3 separate regions of the Mus musculus genome follow, and regions 2 and 3 are each linked to region 1. A link is a loop called in an ENCODE intact Hi-C map of the cell type or tissue named here. Cell type or tissue: heart. All regions are shown on one strand. Links, peaks and the distances in the headings refer to the core of each region. The heading gives the core; the rest is flanking DNA. Region 1 holds the start of Larp1 (La ribonucleoprotein domain family, member 1). Region 2 holds the start of Zfp672 (zinc finger protein 672). Region 3 holds the start of Gemin5 (gem nuclear organelle associated protein 5).

The links. A loop is a pair of places that touch in the nucleus more often than their neighbours do. Peaks named below come from ENCODE experiments on the same cell type or tissue, not always from the same donor. Only the 100,000 strongest peaks of a DNase experiment are listed, where the experiment ranks them.
Region 2: a loop joins it to region 1, with 2.8 times the contacts of the local background. A loop is called at or near these places in 2 of 42 quality-filtered maps.
Region 3: it touches region 1 in a loop (3-fold over the local background); 2 of 42 quality-filtered maps call a loop at or near these places.

The regions. Positions count from the first base shown.
Region 1 is chr11:58,003,204-58,013,988 of GRCm38, reverse strand. It overlaps Larp1 (La ribonucleoprotein domain family, member 1), which reads right to left and starts at 4,925. Exons shown (of 19, transcript NM_028451.1): 1 at 4,442-4,925. The coding sequence starts at 4,796. In heart, for the core only: no CTCF peak of the experiment used is centred there; DNase peaks (open chromatin) are centred at 3,658, 4,048 and 5,178; H3K4me3 peaks cover 3,658 bases; H3K27ac peaks cover 3,251 bases.
Region 2 is chr11:58,322,275-58,333,059 of GRCm38, reverse strand. It overlaps Zfp672 (zinc finger protein 672), which reads left to right and starts at 9,695. Exons shown (of 4, transcript NM_001256516.1): 1 at 9,695-9,790; 2 at 10,331-10,491. It overlaps Sh3bp5l (SH3 binding domain protein 5 like), which reads right to left and starts at 2,353. Exons shown (of 7, transcript NM_024480.5): 1 at 2,268-2,353; 2 at 1,197-1,806. The coding sequence starts at 1,379. In heart, for the core only: a CTCF peak has its summit at 6,078 (motif pointing left); DNase peaks (open chromatin) are centred at 2,369, 2,679 and 9,679; H3K4me3 peaks cover 3,393 bases; H3K27ac peaks cover 2,893 bases.
Region 3 is chr11:58,159,340-58,170,124 of GRCm38, reverse strand. It overlaps Gemin5 (gem nuclear organelle associated protein 5), which reads left to right and starts at 1,586. Exons shown (of 28, transcript NM_172558.3): 1 at 1,586-1,837; 2 at 2,256-2,416; 3 at 4,051-4,232; 4 at 5,717-5,868; 5 at 6,212-6,331; 6 at 9,287-9,419. The coding sequence starts at 1,672. It also overlaps a transcript of Mrpl22 not described here. In heart, for the core only: CTCF peaks have their summits at 1,529 and 4,854 (motif pointing right); a DNase peak (open chromatin) is centred at 1,944; H3K4me3 peaks cover 1,490 bases; H3K27ac peaks cover 1,196 bases.

The DNA.
Region 1 (10,785 bases), core at 932-8,931:
GTCTCACCATCATTATACCACATTCCAAACAAAGCAAAAGTAGTCATTTCATCTAGGCAATGGTGGTGTACCCTGTTTTCCCAGCACTCAGGAAGGTGGGGTGAGTCTCTTAGTTCAAGGCCAGCCTAATCTACAAAGTGAGTTCCAAGAGTCTGAGCTACACAGTGAACCCGTCCCTAACTTGAAAAAACAAAAACCGTGGGAGGCAGAGGCAGGCGGATTTCTGAGTTGGAGGCCAGCCTGGTCTACAAAGTGAGTTCCAGGACAGCTGAGGCTATAAAGAGAAACCCTGTCTCGAAAAAAACAAAACAAAAACAAAAACAAAAAACAAAAAAAGAAAGAAAAAACAAAAACAAACGAAAAAAAACACAGTTATTTCTTTGAGTGACTGACCTACAGTTAAAGCTGTTAGTTACAGCCAGGTGTAGTGGAGCACACCTTTAATCCCAGCACTCTGGGAGGCAGAGGTAGGCAGATCTCTGAGTTTGAGGCCAACCTGGTCTACAAACTGAGTTCCAGGGCAGTTACTCAGAGAGTAGGGGGAGAGATGTGTTGATACCAAGGTTTGGTAAAATGGCTCAGCAGGGTTTTTTTGTTTTTGTTTTGTTTTTTGTTTTTGTTTTTGTTTTGTAAAGCACTTGCCACCTACCCTGACAACCTGAATTCAGTTCACAGGGCCCATGTATGATGGAAGGAGAGAACAGATGCTTGTAAAATGTCCTGGCAGAGCTGGGCAGTGGTAGCACACACCTTTGATCCCAGCACTGGGGAGGCAGAGACAGGTGGATCTATGAATTCAAGGCCTGTGGTCTATAGAGTTCTAAGACAGGCAGAGCTGCTACCCAGAGAAACTCTACCACAAAAAAATTGAATGAATGAATGAATGAATGAATGAATGACTGTCCTCTCACTTCCACATGCCACACATAAAAATAGATACAAGATGATGGCAACTGTCCATCTGTCCATGCACCATGAATATGCTTTCCATCCATGGCCAATCAAAAGTAACTTTTTAAAAAAGATTTATTTATTTAATGTATGTGAGTGCACTGTAGCTCTCTTCACACACACCAGAAGAGGGCATCAGATCCCATTACAGATGGTTGTGAGCCACCATGTGGTTGCTGGGACCACTGGAAGAGCAATCGATGCTCTTAACCACTGAACCCTCTCTCCACTCCCAAAAGTAATTGTTTTATGTGAATTTTTATTGTAAGGGTGCATAAAAGGGTGGGGGGTTTTGTTTGCTTAGTTGTTTGGTTTTTTAAAGAAGTATCTCCAAGCCCTGATTTCTCAGTCATCCTTCTGCCATGACCACTCTTCTGCAGGATTCATAGGTGTGAACCACCATACCCAGTTCAAAGGTCAACTTTAAAGCAAACTATTTCTTGTGGGGTGCTAAACTGAACACAAAAAATAAAAGATGTTCATTCTCTGCCTTCTTTTACAAGTTAAAAAAAAAAAAAAAAGACCCACATAAAAGTTTCTGAAGGTCCCATAATCTCTTAGGCACTGAACCAACAGTTCTTAAGCTCTTTCACAGGATTCACCAGAGACCACCAGAAAACATATTTACATCATGATTCACAGCAGTAGCAAAGCTAGTTATGAAGTAGCAACAAAAATAATTTTGTGCCGGGTAGTGGTGGCACATGCCTTTAATCCCAGCACTTGGGAGGCAGAGGCAGGTGGATTTCAAGGCCAGCATGGTCTACAGAGTTAGTTCCAGGACAGCCGGGGCTATACAGAGAAACCCTGTCTCAAAAAACCAAAAATAATTTTATGGCTGGGGGGTGGGTCACCAGGACTGAGGAATTATATTTAAAGGGTCACTGCATTAGGAAGGCTGAGAAATGTTGTTATCACAGTGAAGGGTCACCACTATCCTGAGAGGCATGCACATCATAAACTATTCCCTGTTGTTCAAATGAGGAGGGTGGGACTCAGCTAACAAGAGACAGCGATACAGCACGTGCAGACTGACCCCAAAAATCTATGCATCTCTTCCCACTTGGGCACTCAAGATTGAGAGGGGGTGTGGCTGGAATAAGGGGAAAGAATGGAAAAAATACTGTTCAGGAGGGTGTCCAAAAGGACAAATCCCAAAACTTAAAACCATAAACCTAGCAGGGCAGTGGTGGTGCACGCCTTTAATCCCCGTACTTGGGAGGCAGAGGCAGGCGGACTTCTGAGTTCGAAGCCAGCGTGGTCTACAGGACAGCCAGGGTTACAGAGAAACCCTGTCTCAAAAAAACAGAAAAAAACAAAAACAAAAAAACCCATAAATCTAAAACGGGGGTGGGTTGGAGTTGGGGGGAAAATGAAGGGGAAACTGCAGTAGGTACATAATGTATGTATAAAGAAAAGAAAGAATGAAACTGGAACTAAGGAACAACAAACACACAGAGGTGGAGGTGGGGAGGGGTTAAAACCAGGTATAGGGAAGGCAGAGGTAGGAGAATCAGGAGTTTAGGACCAGCCTTGATTCCGTTCCAAGCTAAGTTCCAGGCTACACTAAGACTATGCCCTCACTTTCCCCTCTCCCCAATACAAACCTAGGACTTAGAGGTTAAACAAGATAGGAAATGCCACATGGAAGGAAGAGAGGGTAAAACATACTTTATTACTAGTTACTGCTAGTGTCCCTCAAATACTTAAACACCAGCATCTGAGCCAAAAGAAGGCTAAAAATAGGCATTTGCAGCAAGCTTTGGAAAGCTTAGCTTGCTTATGAGACACTCATTTCTGTACACTCCCAAAAACACATGCATCACAGAACATAAAAATCCCAAGACCACACAACCACTCCACTGGTGGCACATTCATTTAAAGATGTCCTGGCTGAAGATAAAATCAGAGCTGAAAAGGGACCTACCGATCCCTTTGGCTGAGGCAATAAGGCCACCACCACCTAGCCTTGCCAGACAGACAACCCAATCACAGAATTCACTTTAAAAAGCACCAAGGTCTTAACAAGCTTAAATTCAGAAGCTATTGGATTAGTTCTGGTAAGTCTGTCAAAAAACTACTCCAAAGATTCTATCAAAACCAACTGGTAAGATTACAAAAGAAACAAAACAAACAAACCAAAACAAAAAACAACCAAAAAACCCCACTGGAACAGAACAGATATAGTATACCTAAAATGTGTGCTTTGGTCACTTAAATTGAGTTTGGCTTTATCCTGAGGAAAAGTTGAGATGCCAGCCAAACTGTCTTCTTCCCACGATCAATAGCTCCAATGACGCAAGCTATCAAGGGCCCATGGCTTTACACAAAATGCCAGCTCAGGCACCCAATCCTGCCTGATTGTCACAGCTGATTTAAAACCCACAAGGCAGGTTCACCAGTAGCTAAGTGCGGCGAACTGAGCGAACAGCCTCATTTAAACTTCTGAGGAGCGCGGCTCGAGAGGATGATTATACCTCTGAATTTAAAGAGGGGCAGGACCAAAGAGCGTCTTAAAGTTGATTCCTCCACTCTGTGGGTGGAAAACGAGGATATGAAAGAAAATGGAGGTTTCAGTACTGCCCCTTGCATAAGAGGATTCGGGAAGGGAAGGAGAAGAAGAGGGAAACTCTGGTACTACAACACCCCCAACCCCATGTGCCCTCTTCCTTATGAAGCAACCCTAAGAGAAATCGAAAGGGCAACCAACGTGCTGGTTTCCCCCAGGGCTAGGCCTACACTTTCCAGCACTCTGGAACCTGAAAGCGGCTAGCTCCGACTTCCTCGGTGCCCAGCTTAGGTTAGGCAACCACACCTAAGCTCCATAGCAAGTTTTTGGTTTTGGTTTTTTTTTTTTTTTTCATTTTTTAAAGTTAAAAGTACCAGGACTCCGACGATCAAACTCAAGGGCCATGCTCACTATCAAACACCCAGGAGTACCCAAGCGGAGGCTGTGCCCGAGTGGTGCGCCACTAGATGCCCACGCCGATCGCGCCCGGCTAGGATTCCCGAGCCACCTCCCACCCGGACTCAGCGGGGGAGGGGAGCCCCGCGCGCAGCTCCGGCCGGCGAGCGCTGCGAACAGTCCTGGCACGGCGCATGGCGCCCAACTGTCACCCGCCCGCCCCGCACCGGCGCGGCCACTCCCTCGCCGCCACACACGCCCCTCGCGTCGCCGCGGGCCGCAACCGGCTCCCGGGCACGCAGGGGCCCGCGCTCCCCACGCTTCACCCGGCTCCCCGAAGCGCAAAGTTGCAAAGTTCAAAGCCAGGCCCAGCTCGGAGCCATGACACATGTTCTCTGAACACGCACTCTCGAGGCGCCGAGACGCATAGGGAGCACAGGGCACACGAGCGGCCCCGCCCGGCCCAGTCCGCCAAGCTAGGCCCGAGGCATGCCGTTGCCACCAACCGCTGCGGCCCCGGTAGCCCCGCTCCGAGGGAAACGCCCGCGTCACTGCGCGGGCCAGTGCCGCGCCGCGCAGACCCACCTGGAGGCGGCTGTCCGTTCACCGCGGCCGGCGGCGGCGCGTGCTTCGTCCACGGGTTCACCTTGGGCGGCGGTGCCTCCACGAAGTCACGCCGGCCGCCGTCCTCGCCGTCGCTCCCCGCTGGGGCTTCCGCAGCTGCGGGTGGCCGCGGGCTCTCGCGCTCCGCGCCGTCGCGGCCAGGCCTGGCGCAGGCGGGCCGCGGCCTGCGGACGCCGCCGTCGGGCTCTCCGCCGCCGTCACCCGGGCCCGACTCGGCCTGGGCGTCGGGCGCCGGCTTCTTCCTCGCCAGGCCGTGCTCCTCGGCCTGCAGCAGCGGGGCGCCCGCCGGCAGCAGCGGCTCCACTTGAGTGGCCATCTGCGCGGAGGGGCCGGGCGCGCCGCGGGCCCCGCTCGAGGCCGCTGGCGGGGCGCCGGAGCCCGGGCCGCGCGGACGCGGAGCGGCGCGGACGGGCTGACGCTGAGTGGCGCGCCGGGCAGAAGGCTCCGGCGCGCCTAGCCGGCCTGGCGGACCTCGGTCCGCCGCCTGCGTCCCCCCGCCCCCGGCCCGGGGCGGCTCGGGGGGCTGCAGTGGTGCGGACGGCCAGGGGGGGAGCGGCGCGGAGAGCCGAGCCAGACCACGCGATCCGCGGCGGGCGGCGGGCGGGCGCGCGCCTCGCGACGCGGCGCGCGAGGGGCGGGGACGGCGCGGCGACGGGCGCGCGCGCGCAGGGCGGAAGGTCCCGCCCCGGCCCCGCCCCCTGGAGACCATTCCTGTGGCGCGGCAAGTGGACGGGGGCGAGCACGTGCCTGATGCAACTTCGGAGGGCGGGGGTGGGGGAGGAGCCTTAAAGGGCCAGCGCCCCAGAACGGTCGCAGGTGGAGCACATGGGACCTGGCCACGCGGCCGGCCCGGCCTGCTAACGCTGGTGACAAGTGTTTCTCGGGGCTCCGCGTTGGGGTCTTTTACTATGTCAGCCCAGACTTGGCTAGTGATGCAGAGGGGTTCTTTGGCCGCCCCCTGTGCGTGGCTTCTGGCCCCACTCCGATGACCTTGGCCCAGCTGCAGCCTGGCCAGAGCACTGGTAATGGGTCCAAGGGAGTTCTTTCCCCACAGGGGCAGCGAGCGCCTCGGAAAGAGAACAGAATTCCCAGTAGTACCCACGCTATGCAGGCCCTCGAAACCCAGTGTTTTATAGGCAGGAAATGGCTTTTCTTTCAAGTCGCTTGTGTTTTTTCTATAGAATTGTTTAGGGTAGAGTTGAACTGACACTTAATTGAGGGACTCAGAAAGCTCTGAGATTTGTATCTTAACCCTGACCCCATTGCAGTTAGTTAGGGGTTATCAGCAGTAGTCAGGTCCACTTCCTGGGTCTCGATTTCTCTATTGTAAAATGAAGGAACCATTTATGCCAGGTGGTTTCAAATTTCTCTGTCATTTGGTTCAATAAATGTTTACTGACTTTATGCTCTGGGGGCCTGCAAAGTTCTTAGAAAGGTCTGCCAATAAACCAGGCTAACAAGCACCTGTCCTCCCGGAATTTACACTGTAAGGTGGGGGAAGGCACAGTAAACAGGAGAAACAAATACTTCATTACAGCGCAGTAGTCACTGTGCTGTAATGAAGTAGACAAGATTGGCTTTTTGTTTGTTTTGGGTTGTTTTTTCCGTTTGGTTTGTTTGGGTATTTTTTTGTTTTTCAAGCAGAGTTTTTGGTTGGTTGGTTGGTTGATTGGTTGGTTGGTTGGTTGGTTTGGTTTGGTTTGGTTTCTGTCTAGTTCTGGGCTCTGATTATCCTAGAACTCTCTCTTTCTGTAGACCAGGCAACCAGGCTTACTTCGGACACACAGAGACCCACCTGTCTCTGCCTCCCTAGTGCTGGGATTAGAGGGTTACAACATCATGAATTTAACTGAGATTGGCTTCTTTAATTGCTGAGAGAAGGTTTCCTTGAACTCAGATCCCAAAATACTGGAAATAAGAGACGTGTCAGGAACTGACTGGATCTAGAAATCTGAGAACCGAACAGCCTGGAAGGTTGGCGAACTCTCCAAAAGAAGGATTAGAAAACAGGTGGTCTCCTGGGTGGGGGGCATGGCTTCCTGAAAAGACTCTTAGAGACCAGACACTGGTATTGTGGACACCGGGAATACTGGGGAAAGTGTTCATAGCAATCTGGTGTTCAATTCCATCTCCAGTCTTTGCCTGCAAGCCTGGGACAGCTCTCTAGCCTTCCCTGATAGCCCCTCTCTTAGAGGAAAATTAATGCCTAAGTAGTCAATGAGAGCCAAAGTGCCCCCATTATAAGGCACAACACACTAAAGCCAGCGCTTGCTCGGAGAAGCACGGAGGAATATACGGTTTGAAGGAGATAGAGAATTTAAGCAGTATTTTTGTTATTGTTGTTGTTTTCTGAAACAGGGTTTCTCTGGGGAGCCTTTGCTGTCCTGAAACTCCTCACTCTGGCCTGGAACTCACAGAGATCTGCCTGCTTCTGCCTCAAGAGTGCTGGGGTTAAAGGCAGATCCCCTCCCCCAGCTTAAAACTGTGGCATGTCTACCCTTTAATCAAAGAGCACAGCAATGCACGTTGCCACCAGGGTTCACTTTTAGTTATTGGTAAATACTTTGTTTTTTTCTTTTATATCTCTCTCTCTCTCTTTCCTTGAGACAGGGTTTCTTTGTGTAGCCTTGCCTGTTCTAGAACTCACTCTGTAGACTCAGACTCACAGAGATCCGACTGCCTCTGCCTCCCAAGTACTGGGATTAAAGTCATGTGCCACTTACTAATTGGATATAGAGAGGAGATATACCCTCACACAACTTTCGGGCATAGCAGGGCTTTGTGTAATGTCGAACTAGCTGGCTCATCTACCCAGCTCACAGTGCCGGTGCCAACAAAAGTGGTCAGGCCCTGCTGTGTGGGAACTGGGGCTCAGAGATGGCTACTCTGAGTCCTGTCCCGGGGCCAGAGAGAGGCATTGGATATCAGGAGGGGGAACTCAGAACTTAGAACCTTTTAGGACTGTCCTCAACTAGAAATACTCAACCCTGGGAAGGTAAACTGAATAATGATTTCATCTCCTTCTTTTGAAGATGAGGACACTGAAGTTCAGAGAAATAAAAGTTCCTCATCCAAGGTCACAAAGCCAATCCATGGCAGAACCAAATCCAATAGCTTTTCCTAGATTCAAATAATGGAGGTCTGGAAAGCCGGTGGTGGTGGCCACCCTTCATCCCAGCATTCTGGAGGCAGAGACAAGGGACTCTCTAAGATCAGGCCAACCTGATCTATAGAGCGAGTTCCAGGACAGTCAGGGCTACAAGGAGAAACCCTGTCTTGAAATAAGCATCATCATCATCATTATAATCTTCATCATTATCATCGGGCTAGAGAGAGGGTTCACTGGTTAAGACCGCTGGCTGCTCTTTCAAAGGACCTAAGTTTGGTTCCCAGCACCCACAAGATGGCTCACAACCTTCTATAACCACAGTCCCAATGAATCTGGCATCCTCCTTGGGCACCAGGCACACATATGGTGCACAACCATACTAGAAGGCAAAGTACTCAGACACAAAATAAAATAGAACCTTAAAAAAAAATGATAACAGGGCTGGAGAGATGGCTCAGAGGTTCAGAGTACTGTCTGTTCTTTCAGAGGTCCTGAGTTCAATTCCCAGCAACCACATAGTGGCTCAAAACGATCTGTAATGAGACCTGGTGCTCTCTTTGGCATGCAGGTATACATGCAGGCAGAATGCTGTGTATATATATATATATATATATATATATATATAAATCTTTTTTAAAAATGATAACGAAGCCGGGTGTGGTGGCGCACGCCTTTAATCCCAGCACTCGGGAGGCAGAGGCAGGCGGATTTCTGAGTTCGAGGCCAGCAGCCTGGTCTACAAAGTGAGTTCCAGGAAAGCCAGGGCTACACAGAGAAACCCTGTCTCGAAAAAAAAAAAAAAAAAAATGACGAAGGGCAAGACAGGTGTGGTAGCACATGCCTGTAATGCTGAGGCAGGAGAATTGGAGAGACTCTGAGGCTAGCCTGGGCTACAGAGTAAGTACCAGGTCAGCTGGAACTAAATAGCAAGACATTGTCTCAGAATAAAAATTAGAATACAGAAGGCTAGTACTGTAACCAGGCTTCCTCTGTAGCACTCCCAACAAGGAAGGCTGGGGAAAGGAGCTGGGTTGTAAGACAGGAGCTGGAGCTGGAATCTTAATTCAGACCTCCCCTCCCCCAGTGCCAAAGACTGAATGTAGGTCTCTTCTTGCATGCTAAGCACCTTCTGTACCAGGATACCAGTGAGTAATTCAGGCTAATGGTTCCAGTGATATTTATTTTATTTGCAGTGTTAAGGATCAAACTCAAGGCCTTGCACTTTCCAGGCTCAGTGCTTGACTACTGAGCCCATATCCCCAGCCCAGACTTCTGCTTTCTGACATACTACAACATTCTGAACACAGGCATTTTTTTTTTCTAAATACTAGACAGGATCAAAAATTAATATGTTTGTTTTTTTTTTTTTTCCTAGAGCCAGGCATGTTAGTACTCGCCAATAGCTTTAGCATTCAGGTTGTGAAGCCAGGGAGATCAGAAATTCAAGGTAAACCTTGTCTACATATTTCTATCCATAATCTAGATTGCCCATGACAAGAAGAAGAAAAAAACTCGAAAAACCTAAAAAAAAAAAAAAAAAAAAAACAAGAAGAAGAAAAAAAAAAAAAAAGGTAAAAGCACCCAGTGGGTGTACACACTGTACCTTCTGTAGTTAAATATGTATCTTCACTCCTGGTGCTGAGAACTTCCTGCACTGACACAGAGTTGAGAATGAAGACTAGGGAACTAGGAGACTGTCTGATAACCCAAGCTCCTACTCTAGAACGGTGGAAGCCTTTAGGCAGCCCCTTAGCCCAGGATCATTACTCTATCTTATTTTAGGCCTAGGTATGAGAGCAGGAAGAGCTACCATGCCTTAGCTCACAGCACTCTTGCTCCTGTGAGAGCATTGCTTGTATTTATTTATTTATTTTGTTTTTATTTTTTGTTTTTGAGACTGGGTTTCTCTGTGTAGCTCTGGCTGTCCTGAAACTCACTCTGTAGACCAGGTTGACCTCAAACTCAGAAATCCATGGGCTTCTGCCTCCCAAGTACTGGGATTAAAGGTGTGTGCTATTTGATAGATTTTTTTTTAAGATGGCTGATGTATGTAGTTGTCTTTCCTATGTGTATGTGTGTGCTGTGTACATTCTAGTACCCATGGGGACCAGAAGAGTATGTCAGATCCCCTGGAGTTAGAGTTACAAATGACCCTGAACCACTGTATGTATACATGCCAGGAACTGAACCTACGTCCTCTGAAAGAGCTGCAAGTGCTGACCCATCTCTTCAACCCCAACCATAAATTTATAATCCTCCTGCCTCTGTCTCCCACGTCCTAGGATTACAGGCATGTAGCACTTCCACACCTGGCCTTGAACACACGGTTTTATCCCACTGAGAGTTTAATTTTCCAAAGGACCTTGGGTTCCTGGAAGAAATTGTGCGGGGCCATTCACTTCCTCTGGTAGCTCTTGGGTACAGTCCTGCCTATGCCAACATGGGGGGCAGGGTAAGACGGGGAGAGACCTTGGCCAGAACAAACAAGGCCAGCTGGGGAGCATTTTCCAGCCCCAAAGACTCACAGGCTCTCTGGCACATGCTGTGCAATGACTTTAGCTTCTGGGAAGAGAGGCTCAGCTGAGATCGCCTCTGCGACCTGTCATGTGAAGGGAGGTGGGGGAAGACACTGTTGTCATCACACCTAACCCTGGGGCAACCATTTTCTATCAAGTAGGATGATGATGCACCCCAGTTACACATGAAAGAGGCCTAGAGTTAGGATGAGATGGTTTGCCGTCGAGAAGGGCTAACAGACTTGCCCCTGATTCTGCACCTAGCACCAGCCTCCCTTCACCCCATCAATTCTACTTAAGCAAACTCTTTTCCATCCTGCCTTCCACAGTGACCTCAGGACAGGTCTCATGTATCTCATGCTGGCCTCGAACTCACAACAAAGCTGAAAAGTGACCTTGAATTTCTCTCCCCCCTTCTACCCATTGAGGACCAGGATTATAGTGAGACAGCGCCATAGTCAGACCACATATCATACAGTGACTCTGCGCGGTTCAGTTCACAGACTGAACTCTGAGCTTCTTACAAGCAAGATGAGTACGCTGCCAAGTAAGCTACATTGCTACATTGGCAGCCCATGCTTACCTCCTGGTGGGACTCCGACTGGCCAACCTACTGTGTGAGGTTCACCACATAGCCTCGGGCTGCTCTGATGGGCTTTGACAGGTCCCACCTCTGCTCA
Region 2 (10,785 bases), core at 1,894-9,893, 320 kb before region 1:
GAAAAGAATAGCTCGCCAATGCTCCACTATAAGGTCACAAACAACCCAAGGAGCTGAGCTTCAGTACACACACACACACACACACCCCAGGACCAGACTTACTTTCTTTGCAATTCACTGGCACTACCCAGTAAGGTTTACTGAAGGAGAAGCCCAAGAATTCAAGCTCTGGGATGTTCTAGCTACCTAGAAGGAGCTAAATCATGTTCCCAGTAACAGCATCTCAGATGCAACCTATCTGAATAGCAGCCCTGGACCCCAGACATACAGCACGTATTAGCCATTATCAGCCCATATCAGAAACTTTCCCATACAGTCCATTTAGACAGTACCCTGAAACACGATAGATAACTAAGCTTGTCCTAGCAGGCCATCTCCTCCACAATGACCACTCTTCCTCATACCAGTTCCCTGAGTCTCTTACACAACCATCTCTCTGGTTTACCAACTAGACTGTGCACATTCCATGACAGTAAACTATCCTGACATTCTTTTGGTAAGCCCACAATTCCAAGAGCCAGAAATATATATTAAAGGCCAATCACAACAGAGATAAATCCTTGCAATATAAAAAGTTTCCTGCTGATCATGGTGGCACACACCTAATTTAATCCCAGGAGCAGGGAGGCAGAAGCAGGCAGATCTCGGAGTTCTAGGCCACCCTAGTCTACAAATCAAGTTCCAGGACAGCCAGGGCTACACAAGAGAATCCTGTCTCAAAGAGAGGGGGATGGGGAGGAGGGAAGGGAGTTGATTTCCTTACAGACTCAAACCTTACCGTGCCTTTCAAATACCTGAAAGGTCTCACAACTCAAAATGATTCTGAGAGACATATCTAAGAAGGTAAAAGGTGGGGGGGGGGGGGGGGAGATTTCCTCAGCCTCCAAACTGCCTCCCAGTCTCAGCCATCTCCTCTTGCCTCCAGGATATGTAAGATACCTGAGCTAGCAATCTTTTTGCTTATTCAGAAAGAAGAACAATGAGTGGTTCTATGCCCCAAGCACTCAGGCAGGGTCCCTGCTCTCCATCAGCACTTGTCACACTTGTCACACTGAACCGCCACGTTTTATGTACATGTCTGCTTCCCTTTCCCACCCCAGCCCACTGTGAGAGAGGAGTCTAAGGCCTCATTGATCCCACAGCTCTTCAGCAAGTCTGGCCTCTGGACTTCTGACCTCCTCCATCAGCCTTCTCACCTGTATCCTAGGATCCAGTTCCTCCTCCTCTCTAGGGGACAATTTGGTCTCACTGCTGTTGCTTCCACTTCCTCCAGGCTCCTCTGCGACCGGGCTCCTAGGGCCCTCATCCTCTACCACCTCTGACCGAAGTTCCCCCTGCGGAGTCTCCCGGCCCCCTGCAGCCTTTTTGAGATCAGCCATGCTGGCTGGAAGAGGGCAAAGCCCTATGCACAAGAGAGGGCTGGCATGCTGGGAGCAGGGCCCCAGTTTGAGGCTTCCTGGACTTTGGATGGAACAGAATAGGGCTTTCTCTTCTCAAAGGCCGAAGAGAAGCAGCACAGATGGGCCTCGCGTTCAGTTAGAGGCTGAGCTTCGAACTGCTGAGGAGGTCCTTATAACTAAAGCTTCGTCTGTGCAAAAGTTCTTCACACCTCACCACGGGGAGCCCACCAAGAGACCCCAGCGGCAACAGCTCCAACTCAAGGAGCAAAGGGGGCCTGGATCCTGGGCCGACGCCTGGGAAGAGGAGCACCATTCGGGAGGGTGGAGGCAAGCGCCTCCAGGCTGTGGTGGCAGATGGAGAGAAAGCTAAGTCCAAGCAGAGGGTGGGAGATGCGCCTCTGGGGAGCTGCAGGAGACACAAAGGTCAAGTTACATAGGATGTCAGCATCAGAACCTTGGCCAGCAGCCTCCTCCGCGTCCTGGGTCTCCCCAAGATACCACTGGTTTCCCAACACACACTCCCGAGATCCGACCAGTCCCCCACCTCAACTTCTTTCCTCCGGCCTCAAGGACTTTAGGTCCGACTCTGCTCGCGTCCCTGTTCCCTCCACAGTCCCTCCCCTTCCAAACTTCCCTCTGAGCCCCACCCTCTCTCCTCCACACCCTTTTTCTACCAAGCCCGTCCCCCTCGGTCCGGCTTTGCAATTCACCTTCTATCCCCCAACCTTGCCTCTCCAGCCCTGGGGGCCATCTGAGCCTCCAGGCTCCAAGCGCATACTCTTCCGCGGACCCAGCGTCTGAGTCCCAGCCATCCCATGTAACCAGGCGAAAAAAAAAATGCCCCTTCCCGGCTTTACCTCAGTTTACCTTGCTTTACGGGGAGCGTCTACGGAGCAAACAATCTTCCCCCTCCCTCCGCAACAAGACCGTCCAACCAAAAACGCCCTGGCAGAGAGGAAACGGAAATACGCCATCGCGTAAAAACGCTATTTTTTTTTTTCCTCTCTGACAAGTATTGCCCGATGTAAGCTCACGCTCGGCGTGCTAAACGTTCAGGGTCCGTACAAGATGGCGCTACTCTACATCCGACGTCGCCTTTCCTAGCTCCCAGTTCACCCGCCAACCAAGCCTAAATAAAATGAATGCATGAGTAAGAGTTGCTGAGGAAAACTACAGCAGGTGATGAAAATCGATAGTCCCTCCCAATTCGAGAAATGCTAGCAATAGTGTCGTACGCGGGAGCGGCCATCGTTGCTTTAGGAACAGAGGCGGGGCTAAGGACTGTCACTGCCTGGCGCGACCGGAGGTGATGCAACTTCCGGTTTCGGCTAGCTCCTATCTGGGTATTGCTAACAAAAACGAAGTCGTTTTTCAAAAGTGATTTTTTTTTTCCTTTTCTTTTCTTTTTTCTCGGTTCAGTGAATCCGGCGGACTCTAGGTCGAGACAGGTGGGTGAACCTCTCCCGACACCTGCAGCGGGCGCCATCTCTCCCGCTAAGTAGCCGGCCTCACGGGACGCCGGCTACCGCGTGAATGCAGAGGATCTCACTGTTAGCTCACTTTCCTAGAGTGGGAGGAGGAGGCTCGAACTTAGCCCAGTGAGCTCCCTGCTTCGTTCATGGGTGGTCTGGATACCAGTGCTATGTGTGGCTTGCAAGACGGACCGAAGCCATGGATGGGATGCAGGATGGATGCTTGCGTGGTACAAATGTCTGACGGCCTCGGGGCCCCAGGCTTTTTTTCTGGAGATGAAACACGTATCCGGGCCCAATTCTCTTCCCATTGGGTTCTGTTGAACATAGCCCGTGTTTAGTAAATCGGTAAAGAGTCTGTTTAGTCAAGAGCTGCCTTCCTATCTGTGAAGGAGTCTTTAGGTGTTTCTAGAGGCATGAGAATGGAGGAGGACGGGGTTCCACAGTCTGAAGTGAAAGGAATTCCAGAGCTGGTCCCTGTTAGGGTCCAGGAGTCGCCCCACAAACCACAGGAATATCAATCTCAGTCAGACAGGGATAGTGTATTGAATGCACACCCCACGGTCGGTAGACATAGCTTAGACTCTGGAACTGAATGCTACTATCATGAACTTCGTTTCAGGGTCAGTTTATATAGGCAGAAACCCATAATGAACTCACAAGCAATTGCGGGGAGGGCTTGTAGGGTTATTGGCCTTTTTCCAAGTTGTGTGTGTGTGTGTTTAAATAATTTAGACATAACAGTTCAAGTTGACTTCTATCTTGCTTAGCTCTGAGTGAAGTCTGCAATTGGGGAGTTTGCAAGAAGAACAGTCCTCAAAACATGGTAACAAACCTCTGAACATACCGGGATATATGGTCAACATGACCACGGTCTGAGCCAGACTATTCTCTGGGTCAGCAGTCAGTCTAATTTCAGTGGCAGCAGTATGAGATGGCACTCATACTGGCAGGCGAGAAGCAAAATGGCTACAGCTATGCCAGGGAGGCAGTGCCAGGGGAACAGGCTTCAACTGTCTATGCTGTAAGTCCAGTTTGTGTCTAGTTAGCAGTTACACTAAAAAGTATTCTGTGGCTTGTCAAAGAACGATAAGGAAGGCCGTGTAAACAGTGGTTCTCAACCTTCCTAGTCCTGCGACCCTTTAAAGTGCTGTCCCCCAACTGTAAAATTATTTTGTTTCTCCTCCATAACTGTAATTTTGCGACTGTTATGAATTATAATGTAAATATCTGATATTCAAGTATGGTATCAGGTATAATATGTGACCCTCCCCCAAAGAGGTCACAACCTACAGGTTAAGAACTGGTATAAAGGATTGTACAGCTAGATATAGGAGCCAGTACAGTGGGGGAGAAATAGGACTCCAACTAGAGATGAACAAGGGGGAAATTTGTAACCAAAGATCAGTTTTGAGGGTTAGTGGATGAGAATGTGATTCGAGGGAAAAAAAGGGTAAAGGGGTCTGGCTAAGCCAACCTAACTGGGTTCTTGCTGAAGACAATCCTGGAAGGCTTGTGTCTATAATTGGGAGCCTGGCATACAGAATTGGCAGAGGGGTGGTCTTGGTAAACTCCCTTCACAAAGTCCTTCATTAAAACTAGGTTTTACAAGATAGTGTTTGGATAGGCCTAGAAAAAGGTTCAGGCGCCTGACCAAAGTTAGACCAAAGAATGTTTCTCCAAGACTAGGTAGGGCATGAAGGCCCTGTCTTTCCTAATGACTGCATAGCAAGATGTTTGGCTCTTGGCTTCCTGAGAAGGGTTCTCCTAAAGAGTAAGAAATGCATGCACTACCTTAAAGGGATAAAGGAAGGAGACAAGTTTGTAGGCCCCTTTTAGGAAGTGCTCTAAGAAAAGGAAGTTGGGACTCTGTTAATCCCAGGAGTTGCTCAGAATATCTAGTGCTTTCTCCTGGCAGTGTTGAACTTTCTCAGACAGTTGTTTCCATGAAGCACGGGGACCTGGTCCTCCTAGGAACAAGACCACTGGTGCTAGAAACCCTGCGAGGATTTAGTTACCTCTTAGTACAGGGTTTTGGATGGAAACATTAGGAACCAAGAGGTCCTCAGTTCCTAGTTCTCCCCTTCCATTCTAACCCTGTGAGTAACTGCTTAAAGCCTGGGGATTTAGTACACCGATGGGGGTTTGCTTAGCATGCCTGAGGCCCTTGATCCAACCCCTTCTCCCAATACACACACACCTTCAGAAGTGCAATATAAAAAGGTATAGACCGAGGAGATCATTCAACAGTTAAAAGGCACCATCTGCCAACTCAGACAGCCTGAGTTAGATCGCTAGAACCCAAGAGTTGGAAGGAGCGGACTGACGGCTGTGAGTCAGCACACATGCACATACACACTGACTAAAAACAAAGAACAAGGGCAGTGGGACACACCTGTCATCCCATCACTTAGGGAGACTAAGGCAGGAAGAGTGTCACACTAGGCAACTGTGTGATAACGTCTCCAAAACAGAGAAAGAAGTAAAAATTTAAAATGGAGTGTGCAAATACAGTTCAGAACTTGTCTGTATGTGCAAGGTCCTAGTAGGTTCTGAGTCCAGACTGTTGGGCTGCAAAAACTGGAAGTTTTAGTTTTAGAATTCTTATTTTTAGATTTGTTCATGTATGAGTGTTTTGCCTGCTTGTATGTATGTGTACCACATGCATGTCTGGTGCTCTTAGAGGTTAAAGGGAGACATAGAGTCTTCTAGAATTAGAGTTATGGATGTTGTAAACCATCATGTGGGTGCTAAGTATCAAATCTAGGTTCTCTGCAAAAGCAAGTACTCTTTCCATTAAGCCTTTTCTCCAATCCCCCCAAAACTTACTTATTACTAATCTATTTTATTTGCTTTTTTTTGAGACAGGCTTTCAATGTATAGCTCTGGCTGTCCTGGAACTCGAGACCACCTCTCTCTACCCTCGAGTGCTTGGATTAAAAGACTGAGCAAAACCACTAAAACAAAACAACCAAAACAAAAACAAAAACAAAACCTAGTTTTTAATGAAGATAGTTCAGTGTATGTTGTAAGGAAAATAAAAGATGAAAACAAAGATCTGGGTGAGAGGGGTAAGAGGCTCAGTGGATAGAGGAGTTGCTATACAAGCCTGCAACAACCTGATTTGTTATTTGAGAGGACCCAACTTCAATTTCCAGCACACAGCCATCTGTATCTCCAGTTCTAAGGGATCCATCTCCCTCTTCTGGTCGCCTCAGGCACTGCCTGCATGTGGAGCACATACATATATGCATACTTTTTTTTTTAATTATTAAAAAATTAACTTGTAAAAGCATTAAAGACAGAGAGCAAAGCTGTGTCAGGCCAGAGGCAGAAAAAAGGACTCTGGAGGAAGAGCAGGAGCAGGCTGGGCCGTTTTGAGGTGGTTTCGCTGTACTGCAGGCCTAGAACTGCTGTGCCCCTCCTGCTTACCCTTGGTAAGCACTGGCAATTACCTTAGTTTGGCATTTACATTTGTTTTTCCTGATATTACTATCTTATTAATTTCATCCTTAAAAACTAAGACCTATCTTGAACTAGTAAAATTTGTTTTCAAAAATGTTGATCTTTAAATACCTTTCCAGCATGTTATATCTTTGTACTATACCAAATCCATGTAGCTTGCCTATGTTTAATTTACTGATACCTCTTCATAGTTAGTTTACCTACAAAAGGCTAAAATGAAACATCAGTCTTTCTGTTGGGATAAGTGTTTCGCACCTTTAAGTTGGCCACACCCAGCCAGGTGGTGGTGGCGCACGCCTTTAATCCCAGCACTCGGGAGGCAGAGGCAGGCGGATTTCTGAGTAAGAGGGCCAGCCTGGTCTACAGAGTGAGTTCCAGGACAGCCAGGGCTACACAGAGAAACCCTGTCTCGGAAAACCAAAAAGAAAAAAAAGAGAGAAAGAGAGAGAGATGGGTGTTTATGTATCATTTTGATGATATCTGCTTACATATATAAGCAAAAAAGGTTTTGAATAATTTTAATTAGGCAGTACCATGTTCAGAGTGTCTTTTAAAATCACTGGGCAGGTCCCAGGTTTATAGTCACTAATAATTAAAGCAGCATTATTTTTATTATTTAAAAATTAAAGAAGGCAACAAAGCTAAGTGGGATAGGCCCGATGCATAAATATCTGGTTAAATGAGCAATTTCAGTTCTCAGGTGCTCACAAGATCTGGGTTCTAATTTTACTCTTAACTATGCTTCATTCTTGAAAATAGTTGCTCAAATGTAGCTGCTGTCATGATTGAGGTGTGATCATAAGTTGAAAAATAAGTATCTCTAGGATAGGACCTATGAGTCAGACACCATCAAATTTTTCTTTACTTGAATGTCAGAGTTTAGCTCTGTGCGTTCCATTTGAGAATTGGCAGGTGATGTAGTGACTGAAAGAGACAAGGAAGGTGTACAAAACAGAGTTTTCCATTTCTGTTTTTCCTTACAACACAATCCTTGAGCACCAGATTTGTCGATGTGTTTAATGCCTTTCAAGCCATAAGTCTTAGAAATCTTGCATGAATTCCCTGCAAATTAAGCAGAGTGCCTTAACAAAAATGTAGTCAGCTGTCTGCTTTTCACTAAATATGTAATTTGTCTCTGGAGTTCAGTTTAATTTTTATTTATTTTGCTGTGTGTATGTGTGTGCTCTAGTGCACATGCACATGTGAAGATCGGAGGACAACTCTTAGAGGATTTTCTGCTGGTACCTTGTGAGAGCTGGGAATCAAACTCAGGCTGTGAGGTCTGTACACAAGAGCCTCTCCCCACTAAGATATCTTTACAGTCCTGAGGCTGTGTTTGTTTGTTTTGGTTTTTTCCGAGACAGGGTTTCTCTGTATAGCCCTGGCTGTCCTGGAACTCACTCTGTAGACCAGGCTGGCCTCGAACTCAGAGATCCACCTGCCTCTGCCTCCCAAGTGTTGGGATTAAAGGTGTGCGCCACCACTGCCCGGCTGAGGCTAGGTTTTCTTTTGAGGCTAGAAGCCATGATAGGATAAAAATAATAGACAAGGAGTTATATTTACTTTTATGATGAAAATTGACAGGAAAATAGAAAGCAAGGTTTGGATCCTTCCATATCTCATCTGCGTGTGCAACATGGAGGGCCTAAAACCCAGCAGGCAATGTGTGGATTTGGATTGAGGTGTGGAAATGCCTTCAATCATCAGATAATGCCTATCTTAATTGCAGAGCATGATGGTCACACCTTTAGTCCTGACACGGGGAGGCAGAGGCAAGTGGATCTCTGAATTTGAAGTGAACATACTAAATTCCAGGCCAGCCAGGGCTACATAGTGAGACCCTCTCTCAAAACAAAGCCTACCTGCTCTGCAAATGACAGGTTAGCAGCTCAGTAATCGCTGTCTTTTACTCATGACCAGAACCATCTGTAACATCTGGCCATGCCAGTTTCACTGTCTGCACCTAGAAGATAACACCCTGGAAACCACCATAAAGCTGAACCTATGTGTATATACAAATATATTTGTGTGACATTTCAGTCTGTTGTCATCTAAAAAGTAAACAACTGTGAAGTTGTTACAAAATAAGTCACTCAGAAGGGAAGGGGGATGGGAGGAGGATCTTCGTGCAAAGGGTACTGGGAGGAGGGGGCTGATATTGTGATGTAAATTTTTAAAAGGTAACTTGAAGATACTATCAGTTCCCAGTATGTATTATAAAGTCAAATGATTAAATATATTTATATATCTTACAAAATTAAGTCATACACAAACTTTTTTTTAATGTTACTCTTTTATTTCAATAATGGTCTTGACAGGTAGTTTCATGTCTGTTGCTTTAGTAAAACACCCTGACAGAGCAACTAAATGAAGCAAGACTATTTTAGCTTCCAACTCTAGGTGATAGTCCATTACTATAGAGGAGTCTCAGCAGCAGTACAGGTGCTTGCTCCACATCCCATAGTCATGAACAAAGAGCTAATGGGTGCTTGACGCTTGCTCTCTGTCGCCTCCCAACACTCAGAACAGTGCAGAACCTAATCCATGACATGGTACCTCCCACATTCGGAGTGGGCCTTCCACCTCACTTAACCCAATCATGAAAATGTTAACCATGGGTCAACTCAACCCATATAATTCTCGTTGAGACTGTATTCTCAGGTGTTTTGATATCCTTTCAAATAGACAAAACTAACCAACACGGACTCAGGGTCTATGCTGGCTGAATTCCTGCTCCCACTGCGTCCAGCGAGTCTGCGTCCCACCGATCTGTTTCGTGTGGTACTTGTAAATAAACTCTGGGTCTCGGCTCGTCCAGCAATCTGTCAATTGAGCTACATCCCCAGCAGGTTTACGGTTTTGAGTTGGGCGTTCTATGCTGCAAGCGCTGGTTAGAAGCCCTTGCTCTGAAAGGTTGGGAGCCGTCTCCATTCACACCGGAAGGCATCTGGTCAGCAGAACAGGACTACCGCCGTCCCTGGCAATGCTGGACAGGTCATTAATCTATGGGGAAGATTAATCAAGACAGTGAGCATCTGGTCTGGCCTCGCAGTTTAGAAATACATTAACATGGCGACGGATGGGTGCTACTGGTCTCCCTCGAGTGGTCTATACGGCCCTGACTCAGCTCAAGGTGGCACTGGGCTCACAGCCCTTTGCTCTCAGTAGCAGAAGGGCCCACGCGTGGACACCCGAACGGAGAGACAGGTTAGCTAAACCTGCCCTGTGACACTGTGGGCACACCATGTCAACTCCGCCCTCTGCCAGGGCAGGTCAATAGTGCGCTTGCGCGGGCTAGATGCCCCAGTAACCCTGCGGACAGAGTGGGCCAATCAGCGTGCTGTCTCCTGGCCCCGCCCTGCACTGCGCCCGCCCCTTCCTCCGCGCCCTGAGGCCAGCGCTGTCCGCAACGCTTTGAGGTGAACGCGGCTCGGAGCGGCCCTCCGAAGACTGGTGAGAGGGCTGAGGGCCTCAAGGCAGGGCGGGCGGGGCCGCGGCCCTCGGCCGCTGCCGTCTCCTCTCAATACCGGGTCGAGGGACCTGGACCGGAGGGCGGCGGGCCAACGCGCCTGCGCAGGTTGCTCCAGGCCGGCGGTGCTGTCCAGCCTCACACCGGGGAAGTTGCCCGCCTGACGGAGCGGGCCAAGGGGCGATGACAGCCTGTGGCCGGTAGTGACAGCTTCAGGAGACCCGAGGAAGCGTGTGTCTTGCCTCAGCGCCCCGCAGGCTCGCGTCACTGGGGCGCCGGCGCCCGCCTGTGGTTAAGGCAGGCCGGGGTGTGCGTGCCATCGCGGTGGGAAAGGATTCCTGGGGCGGAGCGAAAAAGCCAGAAAGACCTGGCAGGCTGTAGTGTGCTAGAAGTCGGCCAGTAAGTTATGCCCCTGCCTCAGTCAGGCTCTGCCTAAGTAAGAGCGGTCCTGCAGAGTAAATCGCAAGTACCGCACAACTTCAGTTCTCAGGTTTATGACTGCTTTGACCTTTCTCTCTTCATAGAAACTGTTATGGTTTCCTGTATTGAGTTATCCCAGGCTGCAGGTACAGGCAACTTAAGTCCTCAAGGTCACACAATTAGTCATGGAAGAACTAGGAATTGGATGCTTGCCTTTCTGGATCCTCTAAGCAGGTTTGTCAACATAAAACGAAGCTCCCCAAAGGTAATGTGAGATGTATGCAGGCTACAGCAGAATTGGGGGGAAATTGCTATAAGTTTTAGATGCTATGTAATTATAGTCTTAGCTTTCAGGTTAGTGGAGGTTAGTGGTTTAAGTTAATGTCTTCCAAAAGCTTTACCTGATGGTACAAAAGTCTGTTAAAGAGATGAGAGGTAAATGACTGTTAAGGTGATTAAAAATAAAGATATCCAAAATAAATGTATCACCCCTACCAGACTTCCCGCCTCTGCCTCGGATGCTTGCACTACTGTGCCGGGGTGCTGTGAGATGAGACTG
Region 3 (10,785 bases), core at 1,250-9,249, 160 kb before region 1:
CACTCAGGAAGGCAGAAGCAGGTAGATCTCTGTGAATTCAACACAGTCTGGTCTACAGAGCAAGTGCCAGGCTAGTCAGAGCTATATAGTGAGATCCTGTCTAAAAAAAAAAAAAAAAAAAAAAAAAAGCCAACGGGATGGGGTGTTATCGAGATGGTCCAGCTGACAAGCTGAAGTCAGTCAGTCTCTAGGCCCCATATCATGGAAAGAGAGCACCAACTCCTTGACCTCTGACCTCCATACACACACATTGTGAAATATGAGCACACACACACACACTAAATAAATAATAAAGACTAAGAGACGAGCTAATGCGTTTGTGTGCTCCTGGCAAAACTAGTGATCAATGTGGAGTCTGGTAACCCTGAATTTAGTGCCCTTAGGCTATGCTAGCATAGGTAAGGGCTCTCTATTAATGATAGCCATTGCAAGTTTCCATATGCCACATTCAGGAAGGGCTAACAGCAGTACAGAAGTACAGTCGAATCTGAACAAGTTGCTTGGGTTTGAGTTGTAAGCAGAGTTCAATTCTTTTTTCCCTCCACACCACTAACTAGTTCTCACAGCATAGGCACTCCATTAAGCAGGAGGCGGGATGTCAAACCTCTGCTCTTTAATCTTTGAATACCCCAGTATCAGGAATCAGAATTCCCACCCAACTACAGAGTCTCTTCCTGTCCTTTCTGATTCCTGACTCATTTCATTTATTTTGACAGGCTCTCATACTATAGCCCAGGCTGCCTAGCCTGGAGCACATGGCAATCCTCCTGCCTGAGTGCTGAGCCAGAGCTCAGATTCATTCTTTTAGTATTTCAGCTAAATACACTCTTGCATCTGTCTTTAAAACACCTCCCAAAAACTGGAAAAGTACGCCGCTATGTAGCATTTAAAAACAAACAAACAAACAAACAAACAAAAACTTGCCAGGCATGGTGGCGCACGCCTTTAATCCCAGCACTCGGGAGGCAAAGGCAGGCGGATTTCTGAGTTCGAGGCCAGCCTGGTCTACAGAGTGAGTTCCAGGATAGCCAGGGCTATACAGAGAAACCCTGTCTCGAACCCCCCCCCCCCAAAAAAAAAAAAACTTAATTGGGATACTGAACTGCCTTGTCCAATCTGTCCCAGATGTTTCTCGCTTAATAATACTTGCCTTGCTGGATTGGACAAAATAAGGAGCTTTAGTTAAATACAGGTATATATGGCGGTAAATGCACACAAACGCATTAGCTCATCTCTTAGTCAACCTTGAGGTTGGTAGAAACAGGGTATTTCACATCATGTTGGCCTTTATTATTTATTTAGCGCGTGTGTGTGTGTGTGTGTGTGTGTGTGTGTGTGTGTATGTGTGTGTGTGTTGGCCTTTATTATTTATTTAGCGTGTGTGTGTGTGTGTGTGTGTGCGTGTGCGTGTGCGTGTGCGTGTGTGCTCAGTGGCTGGTTGGCGGGTTCCACAGGTCTAAATCCTTAATTAAGGAAAATATGTAACCTCAGGACCTGGAATTTAGTTCCAGGCGGCGCACGGGAGCGAGAGGCGCGGGTTGGGCCTCAACGCGCTCCGTAGCGCCCGCCTCCAGGGGCGGGGTTTAAATCGATCCCGCCCCCTCCCGCTCCACGCCGCGGTTGCGAACCACCGTCCCAGAGCTCCTCTGCTGAGCTTGGGCGGCCGCGGAGATGAAGCCGGAGCCGCGGACGCTGCCGCCGTCCCCCAACTGGTACTGCTCACGCTGCAGCGACGCGGCGCCCGGAGGCATCTTTGGCTTCGCTGCGCGGACCTCCGTCTTCCTCGTCCGCGTGGGTCCGGGTGCGGGCGCGAGCCCAGGGGCGCCCCCGTTTCGAGGTGAGCCCCTCACGGGTCGGCGCAGTCCTTCCTGCCGTCCTCTTGGGGGAGTTCTGTAAGTCGCCGGGTCCGGCGGCGCGCGCACGTGGCCTCTCTCGCTTGGAGGGACTGACCCAGCCTAGACCCGGCGTTTAGGGTGCTCCTGGCCTTCCTGCTTGGCCAAGGCCCTGCCGGCCCCTAGTACGCCCCCTGGGGTGGGGGCTGTTCTCCCTTCTCTGATCCCGCTGGGCAATTACTTGACGGTGATGTCTGTAAGATGAGTGGTGATGACACCCAGCGTTTCTGTCTTTCGTCTGTGGATGTTTCTGTTCCATGTGTGTTAAGTGACTTCTGTTTATCTGCTTGTTGTTTGTCCAGCAACATGCAGGCTAACTGTCTGGATAGTGCTTTAGTTAACCAAGTCTGGTTTTGCTTGCAGTGGTAGGAGAGTTGGTGGGACACACTGAAAGAGTATCTGGTTTCACTTTTTCTCATCACCCTGGACAATACAACCTCTGTGCCACCAGCTCAGACGATGGAACTGTGAAGGTTTGGGATGTAGAGACCAAGACTGTAGTGACAGAACACACACTCCATCAGGTAATTGTGCATCCTGAGGCCTCAGATTGTTTTAATAGATCTCATGCATATGGAGGAATGCTACTCATTTTTGTTGGCTACTTAGATATGTTGGAAAGTCTCTCAAATAACTTTTTTTTAAAGATGCATGTTTTGTTTAGAAAGTAGAGTTTCTGGTAGCAGCTGTAACTTGGCTAGGTAGAGTGCCTGGCTAGCACACTCAAAGCCCTGGGCTCAGTCCCCAGAACTGCATAAATGAACATGGTGGTGCACACCTGTAATCATAGCACTTGGGAAGTGGAGGCAAAAAGATAGATAGTCATTCTCTTTTTTATATATATATATGTATATATATAGAGAGAGAGAGAAGGGGGGGGGTGTCAGTTTTTCCAATGTATGCCTGCACACCAAAGGGGGACATTCAGATCCCGTTATAGACCGTTTAAAACTACCGTGAGAGCTCTGGGAATCAAACCTGGGACCTCTTGATAAGTAGCCACTGAGCTATTCTCCAGCCCCTAGTCACTAACTCTTTTTTTTTTTTTTTTTTTTTTTTTTTTCCGAGACAGGGTTTCTCTGTGTAGCCCTGGCTGTCCTGGAACTCACTCTGTAGACCAGGCTGGCCTTGAACTCAGAAATCCGCCTGCCTCTGCCTCCCAAGTGCTGGGATTAAAGGCGTGTGCCACCACGCCCGGCTTAGTCACTAACTCTTATCTGTAGCTGCTTTGATGATATAACAATAGAATTGAGGAACAGCCACTGAGAGCATGGCCTACAAAGTCTAACAGAGCCAATAGGTCCATATAAAATATATACCCGGACTGATAACTGATGAGAAGGCTTTCCAGGTTCAAGGGCCTGTCCTGGAAGCCTGATGACCTGAGTTTTGATACTTTGTTTTATTTTGTTTTCTTTACTTGAATTGTGTATGTGTATTTCGCCTATAGGCCTGGTGTCTATGGTGGTAAGAAGTACATGAAAACTGAAGTTTCTGGTGATTGTTGGTCACCATGTGGGTGCTAGGAACCAAAGCTCTGCAAAAGCAGCAAGTGTTGTTAACCACTGAGCGGTCTCTCCAGCCCCTTGAGCAGTTTAATCTCCATGAAAGTAAGAGAGAACTGGCTCCACAGAGTCTTCTGCCTTCCACATGCTCGGCTGTGGCACATGCTCTCCCCAACACAATAAATAGAAAATATAGGGGCTGGAGAGATGGTTCATCCATTAAGAGTGCCTCCTACTGTCCCAGAGAACCCAAGTCGGGTTCCCATCACCCTTGTGGGTTGGCTCATAACCAGCTCCAGGGAATCCGTTCACCTCTTCTGGCCTGCATAGACACACATGTGGCTTTGCACACATGAGTAAAAAGTGTGTCTGTGCACGTCCATGTCAGTATCCCCAGGCATGGTGGTGCATGGCTGCAATTCTAGAATTCTTGTACTCAGGAGACAGGCAGAAGGATTGCCTTGAGTTCCAGGCCAAAATTACAAAGTAAGACGGTCTCAAAACCACACAAAAAGTTTTAACTTTAGACTTACTATATTGCTATACAGGTAGTTATAGCATATTTCTTAAGTACCTGTAATGTGGGTAGCATTAGGCTGGTTTACAGCCCAACACTCACAAATGAGACTCATCTGGCTTTGCTTTGTTTGAAGCATACAATATCAGCACTGCATTGGTCTCCGACAGTTAAGGACTTAATAGTCTCTGGGGATGAAAAAGGAGTCGTTTTCTGTTACTGGCTTAACAGAAATGACAGCCAGCACCTCTTCACAGAGCCCAGGACCATATTCTGTCTGACGTGTTCACCTCATCACGAAAATCTAGTAGCCATTGGGTGAGTACCGAGTACTGTGCTGTCTGCTGGTGGTTTGGCTTAGTTTATGATCCTGCTTTTCTTTCCTCTTGCCTGTGTGCCTCAGTCCTCAGAGGACGACAGCAGCCCAGGGTGTCATATGATCCTGTGAGCTCCAGTTCCAGACTTTGCTCTGCTCCCCATATTTCTATGATGCTGTGTTTTCTATGATACTGAATTTTCAAGCCACCCTTCAAAAGTTAGAAGTGCCTTCTTTCGCTCTTGGCTGACTTAGACTATCCTTGGATGTGGTGTTAACTGTAGAGTGCCAGGTGACTCTGCTTTATGTACCTCACAAATAGGACAAAGAAGGCCAGCTTCATGATACCCTTTATGAAGCCTTTGGATGTACAGGATCGTTTGGGTCTGACTCGGGAACATTTATGAAGAAAGGCTAGGGATGCTAGATTATAACGCAGAAACATTGGCTTCCACTAGGAAGTCAAAGCAGAAACTTGGTAGGAGTAGGTATAAGCTATTTTTCCTAAGCTAAGTATAAAATACTTTAAGGTTTTTTGGTTGGTTGTCTTTTTACCATGTATAGTTATTTTGCTTGCATATGTGTTTTGTGTACCATGTGTTTGCAGTGCCCTAGGAGACCTGAAGAGGGCACCAGATCCTCAGGGACTGGAATGACAGATGGTTGTGAGCCACCTTGTGAATACTGGGACTTTGGTTCCTCTAGAAGAGCAGCTGGTGCTCTTAAGGGCTGAACTGTCTCTCTAGCTCCCAATAGATACTTTTAAACGTGTTCAAAATAATTCACTTTTTAAAAAGCTATTAGAGTCTATGGGTTTCTGCTGAATTCATAGATTGACACTTAGGTACAGTTTAACGGTTCCTGTTAAGTTTGTAGTTGGAAAGCAGTATCATTTGTGGAGCTAAGGATGTGGCTCCTCTGGCAGAGGGCTTCTCTAGCACATACAAAGGCCTGTGCTCAGTCCCAGGTACTGTATAAAGCAAATATGTTGGCTCATGCTGTGATCTCAGCCCTTGGAAGGTGAATGAAGTTCATGATCACCCTCGGTGCATAGTAGGTGTGCAGCCAGTCTGTGATGTGTAAAGCTGTCACAAACAAAGTTTATCAGTTAACTGTTTTCATTGCTAAAATCTTTTCCCTTTTCAGGGCAGCAGCAATGCAGACAAGCTGTAAACTTAGTGGGTACTGGGAGGAGTGGGTAGAGAAGAGGAGGAAAGCCTTGTCTTTTGAGTTAGGGTCTGCCTTGGAAGTCTGTAAACAGCTGTAAAAAGAGGTGGGGCGTGGTGGAAAGGGAGTCTCCAGAGAAAGAGTAGTCTAGAGTCTCAGGGTAAGCATATGTGGGATTTGAACCGGTATCTAAGCAGGCAGAAAAGAAGAAAAAAGAAAGTTCTATGATACTGTGCTGCTTGGGTTAGAACTCAGACAGGTGAGAGGCTTGGCAGTGTCGATCTGCAGGCTCCTGAAATGTTTCTAACTTATTTTTCAGCTACAAAGATGGCATAGTGGTTATCATTGACATCAGTAAAAAGGGAGAAGTTATTCACAGACTTCGAGGCCACGATGACGAGATCCACTCCATAGCCTGGTGTCCTCTGTCTGGTGAAGACTGCTTATCCATCAGCCAAGAGGAAAACTCGGGTAAGATGATGGAAGGAGAGCTCTGCTCTCTCCAGCCCTAAAGAACTAAGTGTTGAGTTGCAGCTTCTGAATTATGCTTAGACCCTGAGCCTCGCAGAGCAAACTAGGAAATGGGGAGGAGCTGACTTTGCTGAGTTACTCTGTAACCACAGTGCATGTCCAGTGTAAATTAAAAATAAGCAGTTACTAGCTGCTCTTCCCGGGTCCTGAGTTCAATTCCCAGCAACCACGTGGTGGTTCACACCCATCTGTTACGGGTCTGATTCCCTCTTCTAGTGTGCATGAAGACAGAGCATTTATATATATATATCTTTAAAAAATAAAATCTCTGTCTCTTTCCTAGAAGAACCTGACATTCCCAATGGGAAGCTTATAGCAGAAACCCCCATCACAAAAGGCTGCTACTTAGCCACAGGAAGCAAAGATCAGACCATTCGAATCTGGAGCTGTTCCCGCGGCCGGGGTAAGGTTGATGCCTAGGGGTTATCCTGCTTTCTTTTCTGTTGCTATGGTAACACAACTACCCACCTTGGAGGGACTAAGTGATTGCAGCTTACTTAGTTCTAGGTTCTGGTCCATCATTTTATTACTTTTTTTTTTTTTTAAGAATTGATTTGCTTTTTTGTATATAGATGTTTTTGCATAGACATATGTCTGTGTGCTGTGTGTGTGTGTGTTCAGGGAGGCCAGAAAAAGGCACTGGCTTCTGTAGGAACTGGAGTTATAAACTGTTCTTGGTCACCATGTGGGTGCTAGAGAGCAACAAGTCCTCCTAACTGGCGAGCTATTCTCTTCCACTGCTCTGCAACCCATTCTTCAGAGGAGTCAGAATGAGTCGGGCTGTCTCCTCTGCAGTGAGGAGCAGAGAGGAGAGGATTGCTGCCCACCTCTGCTCAGCTTTCTCTACACTTAGCAGCTCAGGACCTAACCCCCCAAATGAACAGCACCACCCATCTGCAGACTGTGCTCCAGCTCCTTTCTGCTGCTCTGATAAAACACAGACCAAAAGAAACTAGGGGGGGGGGTTGTTTCAGCTTCTAAATTAGAGTCTGTCACTAAGGGAAGTCAAGGTGGGACCTTGATGTAGAAACTGTCCAATGGAGGAATGTCATGTGCTGGCTCAGCTGGCTTTTTTGGATAGCCTGGACTGCCTACACAAGAAATGATACATCCCATAGTGGGCTGGACCCTCTTTACAAATTGACAGTCACCCACAGTCATACTCAGAGGCCAAACTAATCTAGATAATCCCTCACTGAGATTGTCTTTCCAAGTTTCCTGTTTTGTCACAGTGTCTCTTCAGTGGCAAATTCTGTACTGTTGCAGTAGAATTATCTATTTGTTTTGTTTCATCTCATTCTAAGAATATCATCTAGCTAAAATCTTGCTTACCAGAAAGTTGCTGTCCCTTATAACCTGTTTAGACCTCTCTGTTCTGGACACCTGGCCTTTGTGTCTGTTTTCTAGTGCCTTCTAGAAGGCAAGAACCCCGGCTTTGCTGAAAGAGTCTTGCCTGGCATGCAGAGTAAGGCTGTCCTAGATCTTGCTATGTATACCAAGCTGGCCTCAAACTCACAGAGATCACCTGAGAGCAAGATCTTTACTATAAGAATGCGAATAATGGGCTTTCCTTGAGTGTTAAGAATGGAAAAACAGTGACACAGACTCAGTGTGCATACTGAGCCCATGAACAAGCTGGCTATGTTACATTGTCTTCAAATTTTAGTTAGCGCTGTGACGGCACACATCACCTTTATGTGAGTCCTGGGGATCAGACTCATCTGTGTGGCAAGCACCTTGTCCAGAGCCATCTCGCCAGGCCCATCACTTGCTTCAAATTAGGCTAAACATCCCTCTTCCCCCCAAGACACCTGCCTGAGAATCCGTGAACACAATAGCTGTCCACAGTAGCCTTATGTTCTCCTTGTACAGCAGACCTGCTGGAGAGTACTGAGGGTACTGAGAGTACTGAGGGTACTGAGAGTACTAAGGGTACTGAGAGTACTGAGGGTACTGAGAGTACTGAGGGTACTGAGGGTTTTCTGTACTCCACTTGGAATCTCCCGAATCACATCTCTGAACTTGGACCCTGGCGTGTATGTGTTGCTCTGTTTTGTTTGAGACAGGGTTTCTCTGTGAAGTCTTGGCTGTCCTGGAACTTGTTTGGTAGATCAGATGTGCCTGAATCTGCCTTCTGAGTACTGGGATTAAAGGTGTGCTCCACCATACCCTACTGGCATGTATGTTTTTAAAGCTGTGCTTGTGGTTCTGATGGGCAGTACAGATGATTGGGTCAGTGCTGGTGAAGGTTTCCTTTTGAGGGTTAAGTGGCCCTTTCACAGGGGCTTCATATCAGATACCCTACACAACAGTTATTTACATTATGGTTTATAACTGCCAAATAACAGTTATGAAGTAGCAACAAAATAATTTTATGGTTATGAGTCACGGCATGAGGAATTATATTAAAGAGTTGCAACACTAGGAAGATTGAGAACCATTGAACTAGGAATAGGAGTTAACTAGGAGAATTCCACTATCCTGGAGTTATTGAAAAGTCTCAGGTTAGGGTCTCATTCTAATTAGGAACTCAATCCCCACACGAAGATACTACTAGCATGTGTGCATGTTCATGTACAAACAACCTTTGCAGGCCAAATAACCTTTGGTGCCATTACTTAGGCACCATTTACAGACAAGATTTGGAACTTGACAAGCCAGCTAAGCTGGAGAGTTAGCCAGGGAACCCTGTTTCGCCCCCCTTGCAGCTGGACAAGCATGTTACTGTGCCTGGTTTCAAATATGGGTCTTGAGGATCAAAATCAAATCTTAATGCTTGCAAGGCAAGTACTTTACTACGGGCTGATCTGTCTCCTAAGCCTGTCCCAGATAAAGATACAACTTTTCAAGTCTCAAAGATAGCCTGAAAAGGTTTGTTTGACCTAAACATGGCTAGACTGGTCTTAACCTCTATCATAGTAATATCTCCATAATAAAAGGACATGTTCTTTCTTCTGTGTGCACATGTATGTAGAGGTGATGTTGCATGTCTTCCTTGGTTCTTCATGTTTGTTTTTTCTCTCAGTCTTGTCTTGTGAGACAGGTCTTAACTGAACTTGCTGCTCAGTGATGAGGCTAGATCAGCAACTGGTCAGCAGCTCCAGGGATCTGCCTGTGTCTGTAATGAGGTGATAGGTGTACCCCACTGCACCAGGATGCTGCTTCTTTTTCAGTGGGTGCTAGGGGCCTAAGTTGAGGTGTGCAAGCTTGCATGGCAAGCAGTTTCATCACTCTAGCCCCCAAGATTTTACTGTTAATTAGCCAAACAATTTGTAAACCATAGAATTAAGGGTTGCTGGGAGGGGCATGCTACTGTTTCCCTGTTCTGAGAGCAGATCGACTTTCCTCTAATCTACAGGTGTAATGGTTTTGAAATTGCCCTTCCTGAAGAGAAGAAGTGGGGGTGTGGACCCAACAGTTAAAGAACGGCTTTGGTTGACACTTCATTGGCCTAAGAACCAACCAACACAGCTGGTATCCAGTTGTTTTGGGTAAGTGTTGGGGTCATACTTTCTAATAAATACTGTTTTCCTGTTGAGATCCAAAATTCTAGGCTTGTGTATTCAGAAAATACAGAAATAACCAAGATTTATGTTGTCATTGTTATTCTTTCTTTCTTCCTTCCTTCTTTTCTTTCTTTTAATTCTTCATAATGTCTTTTTTTTATTGGATATTTTCTTTATTTACATTTCAATTGTTATCCCCTTTCCCGTTTTCCCCTCTGAAAACCTCCGTCCCCTCCTCCCTCCCCCTGCTCATTGCTACCCAACCCACCCACTCCCGAATCCTGGCCCTGGCATTCCCTTACACTGGGGCATAGAGCCTTCATAGGACAAAGGGCCTCTCCTCCCATTGATGTCTGACTAGGCCATCCTCTGCTGCATATGCAGATGGAGCCATGAGTCCTACCATTGTGTGCTTTTTGGTTGGTGGTTTAGTCCCAGGGAGCTCTTTGGGGGCGGGGGGGGGGGTGGTGGTTACTGGCTAGTTCATATTGTTGTTCCTCCTATGGGGCTGCAAACCCCTTCAGCTCCCTAGGTCCTTTCTCTAGCTCCTTCATTGGGGACCCTATGCTCAGTCCAATGGATAGCTGTGAGCATCCACTTCTGTATTTGTGAGGCACTAGCAGAACCTCTCAGGAGACCTCTATATCAGGCTCCTGTCAGCTCCTGTCAGCAAGCACTTGTTGGCATCCACAACAGTGTCTAAGTTTGGTGATTGTAAATGGGATGGATCTCAAGTTTCTAGATGGTCATTTCTTCAGTCTCTACTCCAAATTTTGTCTCTGTAACTCCTTCCATGGGTGTTTTGTTTCCCCCTTCTAAAATGGATAGAAGTATCCACACTATGGTCCTCCTTCTTGAGTTTCATGTCGTTTGTGAATTGTATCTTGGGTATTCCAAGCTTCTGGGCCAATATCCACTTATCAGTGAGTGCATATCATGTGTGTTCTTTTGTGATTGGGTTACCTCACTCAGGATGATATCCTCCAGATCCATCCATTTGCCTACGAATTTCATAAATTCTTTGTTTTTAATAACTGAGTCTTCCTCCCTCCCTCTTTCTTCCTTCCTTCCTTCCTTCCTTCCTTCCTTCCTTCCTTCCTTCCTTCCTTTCTTTCTTTCTTTCTTTCTTTCTTTCTTTCTTTCTTTCTTTCTTTCTTTCTTTCTTTCTTTCTTTCTTTCTTTCTTTCTTTCTTTCTTTCTTTCTTTCTTTCTTTCTCCCTTTCAGACAGAGCCTCAGTTATGGCACAGATTGGCCTAGAACTCAGGATCCTCCTGCCTCAGCCTCTCAAGCGCCTCACTTTGCCCAGCCATCTTACCATGATAAATGATAGATGGGAAAATTCACGAGGCC